Regions from separate parts of the Mus musculus genome. Here region 1 is linked to region 2. A link is a loop called in an ENCODE intact Hi-C map of the cell type or tissue named here. Cell type or tissue: gastrocnemius. All regions are shown on one strand. Each heading gives the region's core, and the rest is flanking DNA. Links, peaks and the distances in the headings are about the cores only.

Evidence for each region. A loop is a pair of places that touch in the nucleus more often than their neighbours do. Peaks named below come from ENCODE experiments on the same cell type or tissue, not always from the same donor. Only the 100,000 strongest peaks of a DNase experiment are listed, where the experiment ranks them.
Region 1: a loop joins it to region 2, with 4 times the contacts of the local background. A loop is called at or near these places in 2 of 42 quality-filtered maps.

The regions. Positions count from the first base shown.
Region 1 is chr11:20,950,410-20,962,991 of GRCm38, reverse strand. It overlaps Gm32293 (a long non-coding RNA gene), which reads right to left. Exons shown (of 7, transcript XR_872298.3): 6 at 11,894-11,980. Among named protein-coding and RNA genes, the nearest start is that of Gm46273, 39 kb to the right of the region's middle. In gastrocnemius, for the core only: no CTCF peak of the experiment used is centred there; no DNase peak of the experiment used is centred there; H3K27ac peaks cover 1,506 bases.
Region 2 is chr11:21,007,420-21,020,001 of GRCm38, reverse strand. No RefSeq gene overlaps it. Among named protein-coding and RNA genes, the nearest start is that of Peli1, 78 kb to the left of the region's middle. In gastrocnemius, for the core only: no CTCF peak of the experiment used is centred there; DNase peaks (open chromatin) are centred at 3,646, 4,279 and 5,019; H3K27ac peaks cover 1,605 bases.

The sequences.
Region 1 (12,582 bases), core at 3,446-8,445, 57 kb after region 2:
AAACACTGCTGGCTTTGTAAATGAAGCTCTTGTGTGGTTCACAGCTTGTGTGTCTTAGCTCTGGGACTTGCTCTCCTGCTTCTATGTAGCTGACATCTCCTCATGCAACTGATCCAGCCCAAATATTATTTTCTCCAGAAAGCCTGCTGAGCCATTTTATCCAAAGGAGCCACAACCTTACCATCCAGTCACTTAGCTCATTTTATTATGGTATTTACCGTCTGCAATCACCTTGACTGGTCTCCACATCTCTACATCAAACAGAGTTTCCAAGCTGAGATGCTGTCAGTCTTATTGGAAGCCCATTTGACACACAGTAGGAACTTAATAAATATTTGCTGAAATAAGTGACATAGATACTCAGTGTGTGCATTTGAAACAATTCCTGTAAAATGGACGTTTAATTTAGGAACATTTTGTTGTCACCAAAATGTTAATGTGAACTTTCATGAGTGTTTACTTCACTCTGTTTCCTGATGCTATAACCTAGTGCCTGAGACTGGGTGACTTATAAAACAACGAGGTCTATGGGCATGGCACTAGGATCTTCTTAGCTTCTAGAGGTCAAGTGGTCATCCCATAGTGGAGTACCATACAGCAAATCAAAGCAAGCCCTTGGGACCCCATCAATCCATCAGTCCACAGACAGACCAATCCACTTTATGAAAGTTTTCTTCTCAAAGGCCTCAACATCCACACATTAACATAATCTGAGGGCTCAAAGTTCCATTAGATGAAATTTACAGAGACACATCCAAACCATAGCAGTATTCTGTCTAAAAACTCTTGTTCTGTATAGTTATTATTTTCTCCTTCAAGTCAGTCCCGTATTACTTTTCCTTAAGTTTCCCCCTCTGGAATCTTGATTAAAGGGATTACAACGATGACCTTAAACTTTCTATAAAAGAACACACTGATACCTGCATGTCCAACACCAGACACTGTAGAGAATAACAACTATGGTCCTCTCATCAGAGACAAGTAAAGGCAAAAAGACTTCTGATGCTTTCAAATTATTCATGCACTTTGTTTTCATTAGATTTACTTTACTGTTTGCTTCTGTGTATACGAGTATTCATCACATGTGTGTGGGTGACCCCCAGATCAGAAAAAAGCATCAGGTCTCCTGGAGTTACAAGTGATTGTGAGTCACACCCCATCTCCATAGACTTCTGGGACATGAGTTGAGGTCCTCTGCAGGAGCAGCAAGCTCTCTCAACTGCTGAGCCGTCTCTCCAGTGCCTATACTGTACTCTTAGGGGGAAAGAGATTTTATTTTTCTATTCTTTAATGAGTGTGCTCAAAATCAAGGTACTATTCTTTTAAAATGTGAGTATACACACAAATGTAAATGTATATGTGTCTACATACTATGTTACACACACACACAGCCCAATTTGTAGAGAGCACAAAAGAGCTGCCACAAGAAATCCATGATTAATTACCAAATTACAGACCTATGGCTACCCCAGATGCTTGTCAGTTTTAGGCTGAGTTAGGCAAGATTTTTTGAAGGGTAGCACTGAGTCCTTATAAAGGTGGCTGGAGCAAGAGAGGGAGAACATAGCAAGGAACATAGAGTTGTGGTGCCTTGTGAACATATGCAAGCAGCCCCTGGGCCCACAGGACTTCCATCATGCAGGTGAAGGGGCAGTGCAGGGAGCCAGAGGTCAGTGGGGCAAGAAAGACCCAGGTCACTGAGTTGAAACAGAGATATTTGGAGAGGAGAACTGGGCACATAATGTAATGAAAAGATGCCAAGAAACAGTTGTCAGTAACACGTGTCACTTGTTACAGAGAGGGGGTCCTGAGAGGAACTGATGGAAAGCCAGGACAGAAGCCTGACTCTGGCTTCTCTCCCATGGCCCTCCAAATTTGATGTTTAATCCTCACTCCCCAAGTGATGGCACTGGGAAGGGGGAGTGATGGGTGTGCCAAATGACATTGTAAATGAAGCCCAAGGGAGGTCATTTGTCCCTTTTACCAGCTTAGGCTACCTCCAGAGGACAGGTCCTCAGCAGGATCTAACCCTACCTTGACCTTGGACCCCGCCCCCCGCCCCCAGGCCCTAGAACTGGGAAGGATCAGTTTCTGCTGTTTACAGACCACTCAGTTTTCTTGCAGCAGCCTGAAGTGATTTGATCAAGCCAAGGCTGTTGCCGCTGTGGGCTGATAAAAATGAGGCTGGAAAAGAGACCTGGGATTGTGGGAGAGTTCACCCGGGCAGGTGCCCAGCAGCGTCTACTTCCTTGAGGAGTAGAAGCACTGTGAATAGAAACAGGAAGAAGGCATTTTATAGGCACCAAGTAAACTAGACAAGAGTAGTAAACTGGTGGGGGGGGGGCGCAAGATCTGGGGTACAGGATGAATCACTGAGTGTTACTAGAGGAATAACTTGTGAGACTGAACTCCCACCCCACCCCCCAATATGTAACTTTTAAAATTCTCTATAAAAAACATTTACTACTTTTGTAATTTAAAATACAAAGGTGCTTAAAAACCAAATTCATTGCCTTGCTTTTAAACTCAACCATAGCTCATATAATCAGAAAACCTTTTTCTCTTACTCTGGACCTTAGAGATTGCTTGCTAGCAGAGCTTGCTTATTCTGTAGTGTTTCTCTGTGTCAGCTAACTTTCCAGGGCTGTGACTAAAATATTCAAAAGAGAACAACTTAGGAGGACTTCCCTACTGTAGCTTGTGTAATTTCTGGGAGCGATGCTAACAGACATCTTCAGGCAGCAAGGACAGAGTAAAGGACACCACCCAAGTCTTGCTTGGCAGAGCAATGGATATATGGGGCTTATAGGTGTATGCATGAGTGGGTGCTTTCAGAAGCATGAATGGAAGGTCACTTACAGGAACGTGGGTGACACAGAGGCAGCTGCATTATCCCCAAGCCCACCCCAGCATGGGCAAGAGCTGCCTGTACAACCTGCAGGCAGCCCCAGGAAAAGTCTCTCCTCCATAGCAATTGTTACTGCTTGTGTAATATCAGGAGGGGGGGGGGCTTTGGAACACTGTACCTTCCAGGATTCTTTTGAGCATCCCTCCTCCCTCTAAGGAAGAAAGGTTTAAATTCAGAGGAAGTTGCTACACAGCAGGGCTCACAGTTTGAAGAAGGCCATCCACAGCTTTTCCTTCTATTGATTCAGGACCTATGATGAGGCAGAATGTCACAAGGCAGGAGCATGTGCCAGAGGCTACTCATCTCTGGGAGGACAGAAAGCAGAGAGATGGAATCCAGGAAGCAGCCAGGGCAAGATACATCCCCTAAGCGTATACTAGGCCTCATTTCCTACCTTCTGCCATCTTCTGTTGATACTATCAAGTTATTAATGCATCAAAGGATGAACCCATTGATTGGATCGGAGCTTTCAGAATCCAATCAATTTCCCAAAGCCCACTGGCTGATAACCAATGGGCTTTAACAAATGGTCTGGGAAGGACACTTCATGCTCACACCATTGGCTGTGACCCTCAACAGAGGCAGCTACTGCTAGATGCATTTATGTTGCCTTCCTAGTGGTCTGTGAACCTACAAAAGCCATTGCTTCATTTATCTGTGTCCTCCCCATTTATAAGTAGATGTTCAGTTAATGCCCAGGAGCTGAAGACACCTGAAGGAAGCAGAACTAGACCCTTATCAGGAACATTTGGAATTCTTTGTAATGTGCTGATGGCTTTGGTCAGATATAGATATTATGTTTGGGGTCCTACTCCAAAGACACTCCACCTCAGAAAGGTGCCACTTAGCCAAGAGAATTTCATCTTTTACTAATTGGAATAAGACAGGAAAACAATGTGGGCAGATGAATGTTAATAATAGGTCAAACTGGAGGAAATGCCAAGGGGATGGGTAATGAATACCCTGTGTCACTCATGAGAGTCAAACCTGCCAGACATGGCACTCATCGGTATTGCAACGCTTGCCTCCGCCTGTGCACACAAGGCCATGTTGGTCTCTTCCTTCTCTCTGCCCAGGTTGCCACCCTGTCCCTGCATCCACACCTCCTCCCACCCTCCAACAGAGCTGTGTTTTCCTTTGTTAGCTCCTCCCACATGAGTTTCAGATAAATTCTAGTCCCTTTGGGAGCATCCACATGACCTAGGTTTTCCTCTATGTACACTTCTGAATTCTGATAAAACTCTAAGAGAGCAACAAACCTGAACAAAAGGAGAAAGAGCAAAACATATTCCAGGAGCCGTTCACACTGACCCACTCCATCTTGTAACAAAACCAAAAGTCCTATGGCAGCAGGGGCAGGCGGAGGGGCAGCAGAGGGGCAGGGGGGAAGGGCAGGGACAGGGACAGGGGCAGGGGCAGGGACGGGGGAGGGGCAGGGGCAGAGTGACTGGGGCTGCTCACTCATAGTGGAATCTCTTGGCAGTGGTATTAGTCTGAAGGAAGCTGGGGCAAGAAGTTAGGCGTTAATTCTGCTAACTCCCCATGTGAACATCTGATCTCTTAGCAACTTTGGCCTTAGTGGGCTGGCTTTGGGCTTTCACCTTTTCTTCCTGTCACCAGCTGTGTAACCAGAAACTGGTTTTGCCTTGGCTAATGTAAACAAAGGCTTAAAACCGGAGCATTTTGAAGAGGGGAAGGAAATGAAGCTTCCTGAAGTTCGAGGCTGCTCACCCAGAGGAAACGGGAATTAAATAAAGTGAAAGGTATTTCTCAGAGAAGCTGCTGTGTCCTTGTCGCCTCAGGCTGGGCCTGCAGAGACTAAAAAGAACTAGGTACATTCTCCCAGGGGCTCCTCTAGCAGAGCTCAGGCACTTATCTAGGCTATGTGGAAGGTCACTGAACCTCCAGAACCACCGTTTGCCTTAATCCCCACTTCTGAAAGCCCGCCCAGGCTAAGCATGGGCTGAAATGTCTGCTACTCCAGGGTAGCCGCCCAAGTACACTCTAGGTCTTCAGTAGACTGGCTTTAGGTGTGTGCCCCAGGGAAATTCTGACTTCATCCCTGGCCCTGCCCTTAGCTCTCTCAGGTTTCTAGGAAGCAGTCCCCTTGGCTGGCTGTGAGATCTCTACAGCAGGCAACATGGTGCTAAGACTTCTTTAATGACCTTACAAATGCAGCCCAGACCTACCTCCTTTCACCTGCTCCCTGTCAGGGGCCATGCCAAGTTCACTGGCTCCCTGAGCCTGTGCTAAGAATAGTTCTGAGGTGAGCCCAAGAGTACTTGCTCATTCTGACCTGGAATACTATATCATCTTCCTAAGAAGTATATTTACTTCTTCTGGGTTTTTTTTTTTTTTCCTAGTAAAGATTAATTTGCCAAAATCATTCTTTGATAGCACACATATATGAACACACACACACACACACACACACATATCCCCTATTCCATTTTAATAAGTCATGTGTATCCTTCCCTATCTATCTATCTATCTATCTATCCATCCATTTATCTATTATGTTTCTTCATATAAACACATATAATCATATAAGTATGCATGGCTATATTCACATGTTTGTATATGTAAGTTGCTCTTCTCTTGCTCTTTTCTCTGCAACATTAACCTCTCTGTCCTCTTCCGTTAGCCTTCTTTCTTCTTATGTGGGCTCTTGAGGGCAGTTGAAGGGATCTATACTTGTGAGGTTTAGATCCTAAACAGTGACCTCTGACCTCACAAAGCTCTCAGCTCAGCAGCCATTTCACCAGCCCCTTGGTCAGCAGCCTTTCCACTTCCCAGGGGACTTGCTGCCATCCTCTAACCCTGTGCCCTGTCCATCCCTACCTAGGGCCACCTTTCATTTGACTGGCTGGGGGACAGCTTTGACCTCAGTCAGCAGGTATAACACCGCAGCGCAGGCTGGGCAGCCTAACTGCCGGGGACTGACTTCACACAGCACTCCAGATCTGAAAATTCATTCCTAATGTGGCTTTCTCACAGCTACCTTAACACCTTGTCCTCAAACAACAGAGTGGAGAGGGCTCTGGTCTCTTCCTCTTCCGGAAAGAGCATACATCTCATCATGGGGTCACATCCTATGACTATAAAATCTAATGAACTCCCCAAGGCTCCACCTCTAGAAACTACTGTATTGTGGATCAAGACATTGACATGTAAACTTGGGGAAACAGAAATGTCCACACAGCTCCTGCTTCAAACTCCTCCACCATCCATCAGGACTGCAGGGTCCTTGGTGGACACAGTAGCCTTCCACACCTCTCCTCCCTTCTAACTAACTCCAGCCATCTGTCCTGCCCGAGCCTCTGCTGGCACCCTTAATCCTATAACGCTTGGTGCTGCTTTCTTTACCAGCCTTTCTGACTCTGTCTACTTGAGCTGTTCCCAGCTTACCTGTCAGTGTCAGTGTACAGGACTCTCAGGGACCGAGCAGTTGCTTATGTTGTCATCTGCCACCACCTGCAGATAAAAAGGTCTGCCTGCCATGCTAGCTCTCTGTCTGTCTGTCTGTCTCTTTGACTCTGTCTGTGTCTCTGTGTCTGTCTCTGTCTTTCTCTGTCTGTCTCTCTCTCCCCTGCTTCCTTCTCTCTCTCCCTGAACCCTACCCCGCCTATTCTCTCTGCCCTCATGGCTCTCTAGCTGCTCTCTGTCTCCGTCTCCGTCTCTGTCCCTGTCCCTCTCCATTCCTTCTCTCTCTCCCTGAATCCTACCCCTGCCCATTCTCTCTGCCTTCACGGATCCCTGTCTGTCTGCCTCTATCCCTCCCCTCAGGTCCTCACCCCCCACCCCTCCAGTACCACCCTTTTGCACCAGATCTATTGCATAATGTAATTTCTCAGGGCTATTCCTTGTCATGGGCTGTCCAAAGATGCCCCCTCATTGCATTATATTTATTAATAGCTGGGCTCCAGTCTGTTCCTCCACAGCTCTGCTGGCCTATCTTGCCTGCCTGTCCTGCTGTCTTTTCAGCCCTTTTACTTGCCTTGGTTTTCTGAATACTAGTCTTCTCTGTGCTCCCCTTCCTCCTATGCTTAGCCGTTAACCTTTACTCTAAAACTGAGCCTGCTCCCACACCAAAGACTGACCACAAGCACCAAGACACCTTCCGATCCATTCAGGACCGGGAGAGGGGGCGGGTAGGCATGTGCAGTAGACGTGGGCATTGTTACATAGGGAGAAAGAAAAAGGATGGAATAGTCTTGCCAACAAGGCAAACAGGGAGAACAGTCACATTCCACAAATGCTGCCCGCACCAGTTACCTCCAGTCCGTGTCCTCTAGCGCTAGCTAAGAATGTGAAAAATGTACCGTTTCCTGTTTGAATAAGGTGGTGGTATAAGAATGCAAGCACTGTCACGAAAAGGGCACCTGCATTACTGCTCAGCACCAGCTAAACTACATCTGGGACCTACATCAATGTCCTTGCTCCTAAGATCTGACCTTTCTTCAAGTCCTAGATTCCAAAAAGTGGAAGGGAAGGGAGGGGAGGGGAAGGGAGAGGCCTAACCCTTAACTCTTTTGGAAGATGAAGACTCCCCTTGGGTGACAGGGTTGCCCTGGGAATCTCTAAAAAGGGATTATCTGGGATGACCTGCCTTCCCAGTTTGGCCAGTTATGGAGGTAGTTGGAGTCACTGTAGACATAAGGCTAGCAAAGTAATGCTGCCCAAAGCCTGCGGGATACTTAGAACTACCCCAGGTCAGAAAGCAGAAAGAGAAACCTGAAACCAAATGTTTCTCTGTAAGGGGCCCCCACTTCCTCCCCTGTGACCAGCAAGGTCCAGGAATGAGCTGCCCTTGGAGAGGTAAAGAGTCCAGCATCTTCCCATGGTACTGGAAAAGTTTCACTTTGCCTAAAGGGTGAGCAGTGGCTGTCAGCCTTCCTAAGGCTGCGACCCTTTAATACAGTTCCTCATGTTGTGCTGACCCCCAACCATGACATTGTTTTGTTGCTACTTCATAACTGTAATTTTGCTACTGTTATGAATTATAATGTAAATATCTGATATGCAGAATATCTGATATGAGACCCTCAAATGGGTCATGACCCACAACTTGAGAACAACTGTCTGAAAGCATATGGGTTTGAGTGCAAAAATGCCCTGCTTCATCAAAGGCATTCCTGTGGGACTGCAGCCGTTCATTCTCTCCACGCTGGCCCCCTGCCTCAGTATGTGTGTGTTGGGGGGGGGGTGGTATAGGGGGAGGGATACCTTTAACCAATGTGTAAACACTGGGGTAGTTCTACCCTCAGTGCTAAAGATTCATCTATTATTTAGCTTGTGAGCAGAAAACTTATCTTTCCTAATTTTCAAGCCCCAGGGGACTTAGACGGATTAAAAGAGAAAGAAGACTGCATGCCCACCTCCCTCCCTCATAGACTGTCTGCTCGTGTTGAAATGGGACTTAGTGCTCCCCACCTCACCTCTCAAGATTGTGTGAAAACTGAAAACGGTGGATTTATACTTTAATCTGGTCCAGTAGCATTCCAACCATTAGGAATATAACAGTACAGTTTCAAGAATTCAACTTGAGGGGCCATAGAGATAGATGCCTCAGCAGGTAAGGACACTTGCTGGCAAGCCTGCTGACCTGAGTTCCATCCCCAGAGCTTATGAGGTAGAAGGAAAGAATGAACTCCCACAGGTTGTCATCTGACCTCCACCCACAGACTGTACACACACACATACACACACACACACACCATTTTTTTAAGAAGTTGGGGAGATGGCTCAAGAGCACTTGTTGCTCTGGCAAAGGACCCAGGTTCAATGCCCAGCTCCTACATGGTGGCTCGAACCACTTGTAACTCCAGTTCTAATGCCGTCTTCTGATCTCTCCCACTCCACCCAGGGGTTCAGACTGGACTGAACTTTTTATATCAATCTCAAGTCACATGGAGTCTAGACTTGTGTGTCCATTACTCAGAGTTAGGGACTAAAGCGGAAAACACTCTCACATGTCCCAGCACCCTCACATCTGTATGACTAATCTGTGAGTGTTTAAAATTTGCATGTTTAGTTCTTTCCAATTCCCTGGACACTCACAAATGCAAAACAGAAAACATCAACAAAGCATATCACACAGAGAAACACATACACACCATGTACATACATATACCACGTAACCCCATACATACACACACACCACACATATGCATAGCAACATATTCACACATACACACCATCTACATACATATACCACATAACCCCCATACTTACACACATACCACACACATGCATAGCAACATATACACATATACCACATACATAGATATTCCATGCACACTACATATATACACATACACACATACCACACATACCACATACAAATATATGTACACCACACAATACATACCCAATCACATCACACACACACACACACACACACACACACCACATACATATATACATACATACCCCCCACAGACACATATATACCCCCCACATACACACACATATCCCACCCCAACATGCACACATCACACACAGCCTACACACATTTAAAACAGCTCCACTTACTTTGATGATTTAATAAAGTTAGTAGCTATGAATCTGCCAGTCATCTAATCAGAGGTTCTGTTGTTAAAGGTTTGGATTTTTGTTTTTGTTGTTTGTTTGTTTGTTTAATTGTTGAGTCAAAGTCTCCCTAGCTCTGGCTGGCCTAGACCTTGCTATGTAGCCCAGGCTGGCCTTTCACCAGCTCCTAGTGATGACAGGATCACAGGCTTGGGCCATCGCAGCTGGCTAAAATGTCTATTTTCTTAAGAACTAATGAAGGACCTCTGACTCATTCACTCCTGCCATATTTGTGTTCTAAAATCTGGATATTAGATTCAACTGTACATCTCGCTATCAGATAAGAAGGTTAAGGGAGATGCTGAAATCTAAAACTAGAATTGCAGGGTCCTTGGCATTTGCCATTTAATTAGATGACATTTCGCGTAAGTAAACAGTCTGTACTGGCCCTAGGACTCAAGTTGAAAAGCTCAGGTCAGGGAGGACTGGGCAGAGAACCAATAATGATTACAGAAGACTCCCAATAACTGTTGTTTTTCTCTTATTTGCTGCTACTTTAGGCTTATTTTGCTTCCAGAGCTTATTAGACTTAAAGTACTGATCCCCAGTGCCTACTAGATCCACCCCTTAGATCTCTTAACTATGCCAGGTATGAGACAAATAATATTCTGCTGTGTATAAATTGATCTGAACATGTGTGTTGTGCCTGAACCCTTCCTTCTCTAGAGAGGCATCTGGGAGAAGACTCTACTTCCGTCTGTGTAACTGGGCATCGGGGCTGTTTGGGAGCACCAGCAGCAAGGAGACAGGCTGGCTGCTTACAAGGATCCAAGGCTACCAAAACTACAGGGGCAGGGCTTCTGCCCACTTCCCCACTTCTTGTTCCAGTGGGCACTAATGGATCTTATAGCAAGACAAATAGGCATGTAGTCCGCCACCAGCAAAGCCAGTTCCAACCACTCCCTGCAAGGAAGGAACTTTTAAATGAGTATTTCTTCCTTCCTCCCTCCCTCCCTCCCTCCCTCCCTCTCTTCCTCCCTCCCTTCCTCTCTCCCTTCCTCTCTCCCTTCCTCTCTCCCTTCCTTCCTTCCTTCCTTCCTTCCTTCCTTTTCTTCTTCTTTTTTTTTTTTTTTTATGAGACAGGATCTTACAATGTAGCCTCAAACATACAACAATCCTCCAGTTTCTCTCTTTTAAATGCTAGGATTACAGGCATGAGCCACCATCCTCTCAGCTAAAGAATTCAATGTTTCAAAGAAAATATTGAAATAATTTCATTGGAGAAAACTAATGAAGTGTTTTCATCAAATTATTTTATGATTTAGTGATTATTTTATCTTGAATTGATTGGGCTCTAGGGTCCCCAATAACCTTATCTGGCCTTATAAGTAGGAAACAGAGGGATCAGACCAAAAGCAAAACCAACTGGCAGATTAACAGTTGACATTTTGCCAACCCCATGATAGATGTAGTGGTTATTATAGGGAGATCTGCTCCCAAATCCTTCATTGGCACTCATACTGTAGGTTATTTGTTGAGGTTTGGTCTGCTGTTATGTATTGTAATGCTAAAGACTGGCTTCCAAAGTCTGGTTGTGTTAACATCCCTCTAGGCTCTGCCCCACAGTTACCTGGCAATAACCAAGTATGCCTGACTCACTATAAAAGGGGATGCTTGCCCCCTCCTCTTTCTTCTGCCTTCTTGCTCTCTTATCTCTGTGTTCCTTCTCTCCCTTTCCCCTCCCACCTCTCTTTCTCTGCCTTTCTCTATCTCTACTACCTCCTTGACTCCCCTCCCCATGCCCTAAATAAATGCTATTCTATACTATACCATTGTGTGGCTGGTCCCTCTGTGTGGGGGGGAGGGATGCCTCAGCATGGGCCCACAAAGGCATACACACACACCCCTTCCCCTACACCATATTTCACCTCCACCAAACATATCCCTGGCTTCTTTTTCTTTTTTTTTTTTTTAATAAAACACAACAGGTTGCCCCCAGGGATGAAGAGATACTCTTGTATACCAAGTGATGCTATGTAACTTTGTTCTTTAATTTAAAACTATTAGTTGAATAAAGATGCCTACAGCCTATAGCTAGTAGAAGATAGGTGGAGTTTCAGTTCCAGGGGTTAAGGTCAGAGGCAAAACCAAGAAGAGGTGAGAAAAGAAGAGTGGAGAGAGAGAGAGAAGATTCCATGGAGTAAGGGGTCATGAGAGCTGGCCTGTGGGGGTAGAAGCAGGCCAGGTGAAACAAGACAAGCCATCCCGGGGTTATTGATAGAGAAGCAGACATAATAGCTTAGAAGGTAGACATCTGCCTAGCTCTAGTGCTTTAAAGGCTTATCCTAAATATAAAGGTTTTGTGTCTTTTATCTGGGAATAAAATTATTTAGTCAGGGTAGAAGTCCCAAGTTGAGATTAAGTATTTAATACAACAGTTATTTATCAACTTACACAAAGCATGAGAAGTAATCTTGAGTCTGGAACAGTCAGAATAAAAGCAAACAGGTGCCACGGACTGGACTCAGTCGGTCTCTCAACCTGCGGGGAACCAGGGTTTCAGTACTCAGGAGGGTAAGAAGTCAGCAAAAAGTGACAAACGGACACTGACACAGAGAGAGTGCTGTATTTGAATGTAATTTCTCAAAGCGAGCATCAGACTTATATTACAGAAGAAAACAAAGAGGTTAGGTGACACATCAGCCAAGGTACATTGAAGTTATCTGACATAAAAGAAATACATAAAGATTAGCAGGAACTAGGCAGTGGTTACAACTGAGATAAAAGGCGGCCCTTTCTAAAGTCAGCCATTAGGGACCCTGGTGAGGATTTCACACCCTAGTCACAATTTATGCTATACCTCTGAGACTTGTGAAAGCTTGCACCAGGGGGTTCTGCTCTACCAACTGTTCCACTAGCCCTTTTATGAATAATACAATACTCCAGTTCCTCCTTAAACCACAACCCACCTTCTTTCTACTATTATGTAATGTAGGCTGCCATTCATGTCTGTAATGAGAATTCTAAGTTTACTATTTTGAACTAGCCCTGAGATTTCTAGCTCCTATCCAGTAAAATACTGCAAGAAAGCATGCAGGACCTGCCACACTATCATAGGGACAAATCTGGTTATGGGGCACCAG
Region 2 (12,582 bases), core at 3,058-8,057:
CTGCTGTCTCTTCAAGTATCTTTGAAATTCCTCCAATGTCCTCCCTCTACTTTCACAGCTAAAAATTGATGGGGATATATCACATTGTCACCAGTCTTGGCTTGGAATAAAGTCCTACCATTTGCCAAAAAAATTAGATTGCCTTAATATTTGTAACTGCTGAATATTCTCCTTTCCCCATCCATTCCTTCCGTTCTCCCACAGGCAGGAGGCACTTAGCTGGAGAAGCCACTCCTGGAGTTGCTCAGAGATTACAGTCTCCATCATCACTGTGTCCATAATTGGACAGGGAAGAAAATAAATAAGTAAGCTACGGCAGCTCCAATTTGCCCAGGCTTTTCCAGCCTGTGCATGCAAACGTAACCACCACAGACACAGGCTTTGCCCTGCTTACACGAAGGCTTTTATGCCTTTCATTTGGACTCCCTCACCTCAGCCCTCCCCTGTGGAAATCTGTTGTTTTCAAACCGCTAGGATGCAGCAGCAGGAACCTTCTTACATTTTTGTTTGTGGATTTTCAGAACATTCATCTAATGGTGGAGGAAGGCATTATTACTATTTCCTTTTATTTATTATTATTATTTATTATACTACTTTAGGCTCCTATACTGTTTCCTTAAGACTCTAGAAGACATTTTGATAAGGGAGGAAACTCTGTGATAGGCAACTTGACTTGCACTGTCTCCAGAACAGTGCACAGTGGAGTCTGCATTCTTTTCTAAACTGACCTGCTCCAAAAAGAAAGGGTCTAGTCTGTCTCACCGAGCATGCAGAGCTAAAAGACGGCAAGACCAGCAGACCATGTGTGCTTCTCAAGCTTCATGTCTGTGATAAAATATCCTGATGGCTAGGTTGATATTCTGTAAATTGAACACAAGCTAATGTTAGCTGGAAAGAGGAACCTCAACTGAGAAAAATGCCTCTATCAGATTGGCCTGTAGGTGAGTCTGTAGTACATTTTTATGATTGTTGGTTGAGGTGGTAGGCCAAGTCCATGGGAGGGGGTAGGGGGCAGTGATGTTCCTGGGCAGGTGGTCCTGAGTGGTATAAAAGAGTACAAACTACTACCCATGAGAAGCAAGGCAGCATTCTTCCATGGCGCCACTTCAGTTCCTGCCTCCGGTGTCTGCATTGGGTTACCATCTGAGACCTAATGGTGTTGGCCATGGTGTTTGATTGAGGATAAAGACTTACTATATCTTGCGATTCCAAGTTTTAGTCTATCACTGCGGGGAATGGATAGCGGCAGGAGCTTGAGACAGCACATCCACCTTCACCAGCAGAGAGAAATGAACATGTACACACCCACTAATTTGCTTGCTTGTGCTCTGCCTGATTTTTCCCAATTCTTTTAGAGTTTAGGACCTCCTGCATAGAGCTGCCCACAGACGCCTGGACCTTCCCACAGTCTCCTACAGTCATGACCACAGGTCAATTTGGTATAGACAATCCCTCATTGGAAACTCTTCCCAGGTGTTTCTGGTTGTCAGATTGACAGAGCTAATCACCATGACCCAGGCAGATTCATCTATTTGTCTCCCTTTTGCCTTTCCTTCACTCTCTGCCTGCCTTCTAGTAATTTCTAGCAGAACATACTCCACTTCACACATCTGTATCACAATAGCAAAGGCTTATGAGAGCAGAAAAGGGTTAGACCACCAGACTGCATGTTACTGGGATCCAGCTATCATCCAAGCACGAGTGGGGACGATGTTCCTTCCTTCCTTCAAGGCCACACCTTGTTTTCTGGGTCCAAATGTAGGGATATCTAGGCCTCCTTATTCCCAAGTCCTTGATAATTGTCATCTTTCCAAGTCTTCTCCCAGTTTCCTTTTCTAAGAGCTTAGGGGCCAGCAAGGTTGCTCTGAGGGTAAAGGAACTGGGTGCCAAGCCTGAAGACCTGAATCTAATCCCCAGGACCCACACAGTGAGGTGGAGAGAACCAACTCCTGTAAGTTGTCCTCCAACCTATGCATATTCCACACACTAAATAAACATAATGTTTAAAACACATCCTTAAGTACTTAAGTGCAGCCCTTGTGACCCATTTCTGGGAAGCAGACATCCTTGAAGTCCAAGTATAACCCAGACTCAAAATTCATTTCTTGATTGCTAAAACCCACATAGTGATAAGAGATGCACTAGATATACAGGCCAGGCAGAGTAAGGGATCAAAGAATTGGAAAGAAGTAGGAAATAAGAGGGGGAGGGGGAGAGAGCAAGAGTGAGAGAGATAGCAAGAGCACCAGAGAAATGCATGTTTGTCTTTTGCATATCACTCCCTTACAGCTTCATCAGTTCTGCATATACAACAAGCTCAATACTGGTTGACTGAATTACTCCCTTGGTGGAGCCTCACCTTCCTGCGCACTAATACTTGCTTTGCTGTACTGGTTGCTCTTTGGTCAGACTGGCATATGAGACGATCGAGAATGAGAATTCACGTCAGTGACCAGGGACTGCACCGCATGTGCTGAGAGCATTGTGCGAGGTGAGAGCTGCTGGCATGGATCAGATACACCTTCAAAGAAGCATCCAGTCAGGCACTAGAGATAATCAGTCAGTGTCAAAAATACTGAGTAGGTAACGTACAAAGTTTGTGGTGTGTTGGAAGGCCAAATGACTTGCTAGGATACCACAGTGAAGTCTATAGCATGAGCTCAGAATTGGTTCCACAGAGGACTTGAGAGAGGGGAGCATGTGGCAAATGAACAAACCCAGTCTAACGAACAGGAGTAGTAGACGCTTCTAGAATTTCCTTGCATCTTTTATCACATGCCAGTCTCTTAAAACATTGCGTATGTAGTCTCTGAAAATATAACTTCATAACCAGCACTGCTCGTAAGGACTACAACAGTGGAATTGTGGCCTGGCATATATTTTCGCTAGTGTCTGCACTAAAGAGAGACTTTGATTGAACAATGCTTCTGGCAGTATTTTAAAGAAAAGATTAAAGTAGCATGCTGCATGTGAACCATTCTGTCCAATTCTGCATGCAAAGCAGATGGCTGCTAAATGTTCCATTTCTGGTATTGTTTGTCTTATAAATGCTGAAGAGGAGTTGAAATGAAGGATTCCATTACATTAAAAGAAACTCTCCCTCCCCCCCCCCCATAACATATTCTCGACTAACCAGCAAGCTCCCTGCTCCCCAGAGAGATGCTCTTAGGGGCACACACATTCCAGAACAATTAGTTTCCCTTTGTTGTTACTAAGAGCCCTAAAAGCCATGGAAATCAATACACACAATAGTTTATCACTGACAGATTAACATTTTCTATTGATTTCTCCTGGAATAGGACTCTGTGTCCCCCGTGGAGCTTTATTCTTTTAAGAGACAAGGAGGCAGCAGAGCTTTGAGATGCTTTGGCAGCAGTTCTTATGAAAAATAACAAGAAGCCCTTGATAGCTCCAAGTCTCACTGACACGTGTAGGAGGGAATTGCACTTGCCTACCTGTGCCCACAGTGCATCTCTGTGCCCAGAGGCAGATGCTCTATGTCTTGTCACACAACTGAGGACTGCTATCAGTTTGCAAGAGTCTGGTGGGCTCTTGTCTCTCTCTCTCCTCTCTGAAAATCACAGTTATCTGGTCATGCAGACTTGCACGTTTGCCAAGCTGTCCTGGGAACTCCATTACAAGCAGGCTATGGTTCTGAACTGAGGCCAACAGGTCCCGGCTGTTACCTGCTGTAGGGCTTTGAGCTGGTTCTTTTCCCTGATAAGAGCAGGGAACTGTGTGTGCAAAGGCCACTTGATAACATGAAATCCTGACTGGATGACTGGCCCTGTATCCTTTCCCCTCCTGAATGGATTGTGAAATCTAAATCATCACATCCATACCATATTTTAAGTGTGTGTGTATGGAGAGGCTGAAGGACTGAACTAAAGGAGTCAAAATTCTTCAACAGTCATTCTTGATTTTATATATATATCAGAAGAAATGTAGCAATGGGATAATAGACAGGAGAAAGGAAACAACAGGGGTTCATCTATTTATCTTATACCTTTTAGTTCATTCTATGGAATTCACAGAAAACATAAGTTATAATAGTAAAATAAATAAAGAAATAACCTATTTTATAAAGGCAGACATTGAAAGCATTCTACCGAGTCACTTTATTTTTGTCTGGAAATTTTTACTCCAAATGACCCCTCATACAAGGGATATAGCTGTTCAGCGTTTCCCAACAGAACAACGTTATCCATTAATGTTCTTTGTGTTCAAAGATACTTCTGGCAGTGATGTTCCTATTCCTGTGCAAGAGTCTGGCAGAGAGCCCTACAATGTGACCTAATTTCTAAACAGCTTGTCCTTCTGGTGAGCTAGGATTCTTAAAACTTGCTGCACATTCATGACTTGAGCCTATAGAATCCTATAGGTGGTGAGGAAAGAGTTAGGAAGGCAAGAGAGACTCCCACCTGGATTACTTTGTGTTACTAGAATTTTTTTTCTATCTGGGGATAACAGCCTCTGCCTGTTATTAGAAAGGATGGTGCAGAAACCAACACATTAACCGTGCTTTCTAGGAGAAGGGCTCTTGAGAGCCTGGAAGTGAGAATCATTAGGTGATTTCCTGTTGACTCTAAGGCACATCTTGTATATTTATAGTCAAGCTGCTCTGGAAGGGATGGGCAAAGGTTATGTATGGGCCTGTCTAATCATTCCTTCCACTCTGAGTGGTTCTCGAAAGTCAAATTATAACATTGCTTAAAAGGGAAGGGCACTTCACAGAGAGGACACTTACTAACCTCTTGAGGGATCCTTGTGCATTGATCAAATGACAGATGCATTCAGCTTTCATAATGTAGGAGTGTAAAGAAGAATGTGGGGTCGCTATGGAGCCATGGAGAATCATAGAGCAAGTGGTTGTCTCCTTGGCACAAGAAGGGGAAGTTCCAGAAAAAAATGATCTCAACCATCATGAGAAGAAAGGAAACAGAAATAAAAAGTGGCAATCTTCAATTCTTAAAAGCAGTTCTGGCTCTTATTTAGATACAACACACTGCATAGGTTGGCAGGGCCTTTGAGCCTTGCGGTGCTGGTAAGCTGTCCTCATGTTCTGTCTTGTAGCTTACTGTGTGTGAAATGTGCACTTCACCTAATGAAAATCATGTTATAGGAATGACAGCTAAAGGGAATACAGCTAATAGACAGCAGAGCAGAGTTACGCAGGGCACTCGGACACAGTGCACATTGCCTTTTTGTTGCTCTGACTTTTATGGATCCAAAAAGGATATCTTATTTCTTTCACTATCTTCTGGAAGGAAGAGATCCCCGAAGAGATCTGTTGCCTGTTTTGTTTTTCAAATCTTGATATACAGCACTTGCTCCTGATAAAGAAAGAGGCTGTAAATGGCGTCATAATTTAATGTCAAGGGGTTTTAGACATGAAACATTCAGTGTGCTCTTCTTCCCTTACTCAGTGTTCCTAGTCACACACTGACATCGTCCTCTGGCCTGTCCACTCTGTCCAGATCAAGCTGCTAAAAACAGCAACCACACAGAGGTGGCCAGCAGCAACTAGGATTTCCATTCCTGTCTCTCAGGCTGCAGATCCTGGGAATCGAGAGAAGTGTTAGACTATAGACTTCCTCTCATTTCTTCCCACAAACTTTCCCACACCCACTTAACAGACTTCCTCTGGAACTAGAGTTCTATATTAAAAACTATCCTGCCTGGATGAGCCCATGACACTGCTCTCATCTTTGAAAGCAATATGGGAAGAGCTATCAATATAGTGGGTTTGCCTATCAGCAACCTACCTATATGTGCTCTCCTTAGGGTTTTCTCCAGCTGCTCCTCCTCCTTCTCCTTCTCCTTCTCCTCCTCCTTCTCTTTCTCCCCCTCCCCCTCCTCTTCCTCCTCCTCCCCCTCCTCCATCTTCTCCTTCTTTTCCTCCTTCTCCCTTTTCCTCCTCCTCCTTCTCCTCCTCCTCCCTTTTCCTTCTCCTTTTCCTTTTCCTTCTCCTTCTCCTCCTCCTCCCTTTTCCTTTTCCTTCTCCTTTTCCTTTTCCTTCTCCTCCTTCACCTCCTCCCTTTTCCTCCTCCTTCTCCTCCTCCTCCCTTTTCCTTCTCCTCCTCCTCCCTTCTCCTTCTCCTCCCTTCTTGTCCTCCCTCCTCCTCCTCCTCTTTCTTCTTGTCTCATTATATAGCCCAGGTTGGCCTCACTGTGTAGCCAGACACACTGTGTAACCCAGGCTGGCCTTGAACTCATAATTCTCCTGCCTCAGCCTTTGAGGCCAAAATGGAGGTGACTGACACCACAAGCAACAGATTTGAAATTTTATATAATTTGGGATAAAGTAGATTTTTCTGACATTTTAGAGGCAAAATGAATGGGTATCTATAAAACAACGCCAGTATGTATCAACAACTGGGATCCACTGTTTAAGGGTTCCTGTGGTCAGTGTAATATTTTCTTCATGATATCTCTATTTTTTTAGTTAGGATCAAGGCATGCTTGTACAGGTCCACATGTATAGATGTGTACAAAGATATACATGTAGACATGAACAAATGCACACATAGGTAATTGGAAATACTTTTGTACTTAACTATGACTTTTGTTCTCATTAAATTATGATTTACAAACATACAGTTGTGTAATTGGGGAAATTTTAAACAGTGGCATCATTATAGGACATTTAGGAATCATCTGGGTTGGGTGGGTTGTCAGCTTCAGTGAATTAGTCATCATGACTTGAAAGGATTTTAGTTATACAAGAAAGAGAGTGGCCATTGATTAGTCATGCCTGAACAGCTAAGGAGCATGGTGAACTCGAAGACTGGGCTCCATTCTTTTCCAGTGGAACAATGTCTTCTGTGCTATGCTTGACAGCTGGATTCTACATTGTAGAATATATAGGCTATAACTTGAGAACAAGCAAGGGGAAAGCTATGTAACATCTAGAATGGTTCAAACCCCTTAACCATAATATCTAAGAAATACTTGGAAGAAATATTGCTTTTATCTAGGAGATGGTACATAATGACTATCTTCTGATGTTGAAGAGATTTGATGTGGAGTATGACATAAACTTGATCTACCGAGCTCCAAACAATAGGATTAGAACAAGTGATTTGTAGCTATTAAGAGATAACTTCAACACGTAGAAGAGGTGTTCAGCAATGCAATGAGCATTCTTGAAACACAGTAAACTCACAATCACTCTAATTCCACACTGGAAAAGAATCAAGCCCAGTCTGAGAGTTTACCATGCGCCCTAGCTGTTCAGCCATGACCAATCAATGGCCACTAACTAGAAAGGGGCAGGAAATAGGCTCTGACCAACTAGAGTTAATTGAGATCGTTTGTTTGGGGCTTATACATATCATTTATCTTACTAAGAATCCAGTTTGTACCTGAAATATGTTATTTGGCTATTGCATATTAATCTTTCAGTAAATTAAAAATTTAGTTCTTCTCTTTCCTGATTTATATATGAATTAAAAAAAATATTTTCTGTGTTTGGGTGTTTTGCCTGCATGTTTATCTGTATGCTGTATAAATGCCTGGTACTTGTGGGAAGATAGAGGCAGGCATTTGATGGGCTGGAACTGCGGTTATATACAGTTGTGAGCTGTTATGTGGGTGCTAAGAATTGAGCCCAGGTTCTTTGAAGAGCAAGAAGTGCTCTTAACCACTGAGCCATCCATCACTCCCGCCTCACCTCTTCCTCATCCACCTCTGTAAATCCTTATTGGTTCGTCATCTTTTAATTTTTTTTAAAAACTAGTTTCTTGTTTAACTGTCCCAGCTGGAATTCTGCTAGGAATAATGGTGACCTTGGCTATAACTTCTAGTGTTCACATTCCTGGAACATTTGTCTAATGCTCCTTGTCTGACTCTGGCCCCACTTGCCGTAACATCTCAGCGGCTGCTCAGTGCTGTGTATCTGTTCTGGGATGGCTGTGGGGTGGGGAAGCTAATTGCTTTCATACTGCAGCCTTCACTGTTCTTTGGTTTTCCTTTTATAATGTAATTTCTTCCATTTCCAGTTTGTAAGCAAGACGCAGAACCTCTCTCTTAATGGAGGAAATAATGGAGTAGATGCACTAAGAAAGTTTCCAGTAATTTCTGTTAAGTGAACTCTTAAGACCAACAACAACAACAACAGAAAACAGTGGCTCTGCCTCTCCCAAAGCCTGCTGTGTACCTCAAACCAGTGAAATGCATTTACTCTACATTCATGTTATCAGTGCTGGAAGATCTCTCCATCAGTCAAAATCAAGAAAACAAAATACAAGTATTAATATATGGTCCATCTGGTTGCTTCTTTAACGGTTTTAAAAAATGGATAGTCTGTAACATGGACTGACACCAATGTCTCAACCCTGTATCAGGTGGGATAGAGCCTGCAGAAGTTGAAATGCATGTCTAGCCACATGTGTGAGTTATAAAGACAGCACAGAAGCCCCAGTGAGTAGCCTGTCTGTTTCTCATGATTCTGCACCATACATGCAGGGAGTGACCTTCATAAAGGGGGGCCCTTAGCTTAGCAGTTGCAGACTTCACTCTAAGTCCACACTGTGTGCTCTTCTATTAGTCTTCAAAAAAGAGCTCCCTCCTTCCTTCTAACTCCCTGTCAGAAGACTCTTAGGTCTTTGAACCCCGAGCAGGGGTGTCCAAACTTTTGGCATTGACACGCCATCTTGTCATTTACAAAATTCAGGTAGCAGAACACAAAACCAAAATTAAACAAAACAGAACCCGCAAAAAGAAGATCACTTTTAGAAATTCAAAATGTTCGCAATTCTGTGTTGGGCCGCATTCATAGCCTTCAAAGCATTGGGGTCAGATGGTAGACTGGAGTTAGGAGCCTGCCCAGCCAAGCGGCTTTGGGGCAGTCATGAATATTCATAAGAGTGTGGGGCCCGGCCTGCCAGTGAGTTTCTGGCAGTTGGGAGCCTGGGAAAGGATGGGCCAAAGCATTCGCAGTTCTTGTTTTGTGAGCTCTGCTGACTTCAGACATCCTCCCTGCTGCCTCTCACGGCCCAAGCGCTTGGGTCCTTCCTGACTTAGGGCCTAGGTGCTGCAGTTGAAGAGGCTTCAAATCCCCACTCCACCCACCAGACAGTGCAAGGCAAATTCTACCCAGAAAATTCAGACATCTCTTCTCTCTGAGTTTGTTCAGTTAACAGAAGGAGATGTGCCTGTGCGCATAATTGGAGGTCTCTCTCCTTCAGTGGCACCTCCAGCTTTACAAATCTCCTTGCTCTTGTGATCACAACTGCTCTGCACATTTCTTTATTTTAGATCTCGAAACTATATTGTCTTTATTCCCACCCCCAACCTACCCCACCCCATTCTTTATTTAGTATAGCACAGTAATTAAAAGTCAGACATTTGAATTCAGAATCCTGCTTGCCCACTTTAGAAGCTCCGTGAATGTGGCGCCATTACCCTCTGCTTCTTCATCTGTTGTTACCACCTACCATATGGATTTGGTCTGAAAAGGAAATGAGTCTCAACAGAAATGCTTAACTCTGCCCCACAAGCAGCAAAGCATTTAGTCCGGCGATTGAACCGAGGGCCTAGGCACATACTAGACAAGAGCTCTACTACCAAGCTACACCCTCATCTTCCTTCTTATTAATTTATATTTTGAATGGACAAACCTGGCCCCAAACAGGGGAATGTCACAGTGGAAACCATCTGGGGCAAATACTACTGAAGTTGGAGTCGTATCAGAAGTCGAAGGGCCAATAAATGGTATCCAGCAAATAAGGAGAAAGGCTGGACCCAGAGAGAAAGCAGAGGGAGTCCAGCCGTGGCGCTGGGATGCTGTCACGGTGAGGAAGCATGGGCCCTGGGCAATTTGAGAACGCTATGCTTACTTGAGCCCTAAGCTGTGCTGCAGACCACACTCTCTGCCCTTCTTGCTCCCACCCTCACTATCCGGTGATTTGACACCTTTTTTTTTTTTTCCCCCGTTTTTTCTTTTTTTGGTTTTTCGAGACCAGATTTCTCTGTATAACCCTGGCTGTCCTGGAACTCACTCTGTAGACCAGGCTGGCCTTGAACTCAGAAAGCCACCTGCCTCTGCCTCCCAAGTGCTGGGATTAAAGGCAAGCGCCATATGCTCATCATGCTGTCACACACTTGCCTGGCCTAGCCCCTCTAGGTGGTCAGTTGGCTGTACCTTTGCCTTGTCTGTTTCTCCTGATACTGTCTACCCTCCATCTCTCCACTACACGTTTTGACCCCTGGGTTCCCACTGGTCGCCAGATCTCTCTCTTTACATCTTCCTAAAGCATGCTTGTTGTAGAGGAAGGAGTAAACCCTGGGCTCACCAGCTCATTTCCTCTTCCCTAACAGCTGAGAAGGCATGTCCTAGTTTCGTTTGCTGTTAGCTTGGGACAATGACCCAATGTTTTTTTTTTTTTTTTTTTTTTTAACTAAATTTACTTTTTTAAAAATTCTATCCACAGGAAACACTAGAGAAACTTTGAGCCAAAAAATAAATGCTGACTGCCTATAAACAGTATAAAGGTTTTTGTTTTTGTTGCTAAATGTGTGACATTAGGCCAAGCTACTTAAAGTCAGTATGTGATTCCTTCAGTTCTCATCAGGGTCAAGATTTGGGTCCTCTAAAGCTGAGCTTCAGCTATCTCTTCAAGATAGCCCCTTTCAAAGGAGCATGCACCTCACCCTGCTAGCCTGAGCTACGCACAGTTCTTTCATCTCTGCCTGAATCATGGTGGCACTGATGACAACTTTGAGGTTCATCTGAGGTTGTGGGGCTCTAATTTCTTTTGAATTTCCTTTCAGATCATTTTTTTTAGCACAGGGGATCTGCCTGGTTCTCAGTTGCTGGGTGAGTTCTGAGTAATTCTACAACCCATGGAACACACTAACACAGTAAATGTAGTCCCGTTACAGTTCCTTCATGGGGGGCCTAAGAAATAGTCCTGTGGGAAAGAAAATTTATGGAGTGACTACAGGAGAGTTTCCTGACAATGTGTGACTATAGGCAAGCCTCTTGGGACAATCTTCAACACAGTGACCCAAATTCTCAACAGCAGAACAGTGGAAATCTGATCTGAGGTCTGATGCTTCTGGTTCGCTGGACCTATGGTGAGGTCTGACCTCATGTGCATTCCCTCTTGTCCCTATACCAGGCCATGCACATCTCTGACTCTGAGTTGCAGGAAGGGGTTGATAGGACCCCCAGTCTCTCTTGCAGGAAAACGGAACAGTTGGTATGGTTTTTGCTGTGGTTGTCCATTTTTTTAAATTACTTTTCTTTGTTTTTTTTTGTATGGCTTACCACATCCTAGCTAATGATACAGATGATAGTTTCCTTTCACTCTGGTGTCTCTATGATTGATTGCTTACGTCTCTAGGAATCACTCCCTGCCTTCCTACCTCGTTGCAAATTGCTACTATCCTCAGAGTCTCCTCTGTGCGCTTGTAAAACTGTGTTGAGGTCCCTGTGTGTAGATGAAGCTCCGCACTGCTTGGGATGAGCATTCCAAGAGAGGGCATGCTACAGAGAAGACTGTCTTAGTGTGCATGGTGAGTTTGAGAATGGGACGTCTGGCAGAGATGTCCAGGAAGCATTTGACTAGATAAAAGGAAAAGTCAGGAGAAGGATGGAGGAGCATCCTGATCAGAAAGCAGAGGAGACCCAGCCCTTCAAGTAAAAGCGTTTCCAGTGTTCTCTGCCCCAGGCCATCCAGGGGTTCACCTGCAATCTAAAAACAATGGCAGAACTGGTTTGTTGATCCCACATTTGTAAATGTGAAATTTAATTTAGAAAAAAAAACTAGGAGATGGTGCAATTAGAGCGGTTTCTTTAAGCTGAAAAAATATCTTTGAGGGTGAAATTTCTTGCTTTTATTGTTGAGAAAACTTCCTTGATCATGTTAAAGGAAAACACAGGTTGGAAAACTCATTTAACGCTTACCCTGGCTTTCCTCAACCTGGAGTCTTCTGACTCACAGCAAACTGAAGGTGAGGCTGGTCACTGTGGGGTTTGGTTCTCTTTTTAAATTTAGAATCATTCCACCTTCTTTTCCTTTTTGAATATGGCTGCCCTTTAGAGGTAATTCTTATGTTTTCTGTATGGTTGGTTGTTGCTGATCTTCAAATATCACCTATGCAGCCAGAATCGGTTGGCAGGTAACTGCTCTGTACTTCTGGCTTTCAGATGCTTTCTATACTGGTGCTATCTGGAATCTGCAGTCTCCTGGGTCAGAGGCCCAGTGCTCCAAGAATCTCTCATTTGAAAATGTAACTCCTTGTGCAGTGGGGTCAATGTGAGAGGGGATGACCCCCCCCCAAAAAAAACAGTGCCCACACATACAGATATTATCAACTCTTGCATTCTCAAACAAAATCCAAGTTCTGCTTTACTGTAGATTTTGGTTGGAAGAAAACCCTTCTTAACTGCAAATCATACAGGAATCATAAAGTAACATACTTGTTTCTTTTTTAAAAATCTTTCTGCCCTTGGTCTTGGAACCCATTATAAAAATGCAGTCTATGTGGCTTATGCTAAATGATCAGGCAGATGCATCATACACGGTGAGGAGAAGGGGACAACCTGCTGTGTCAAGGGCATCGCTCCAGGGTGAC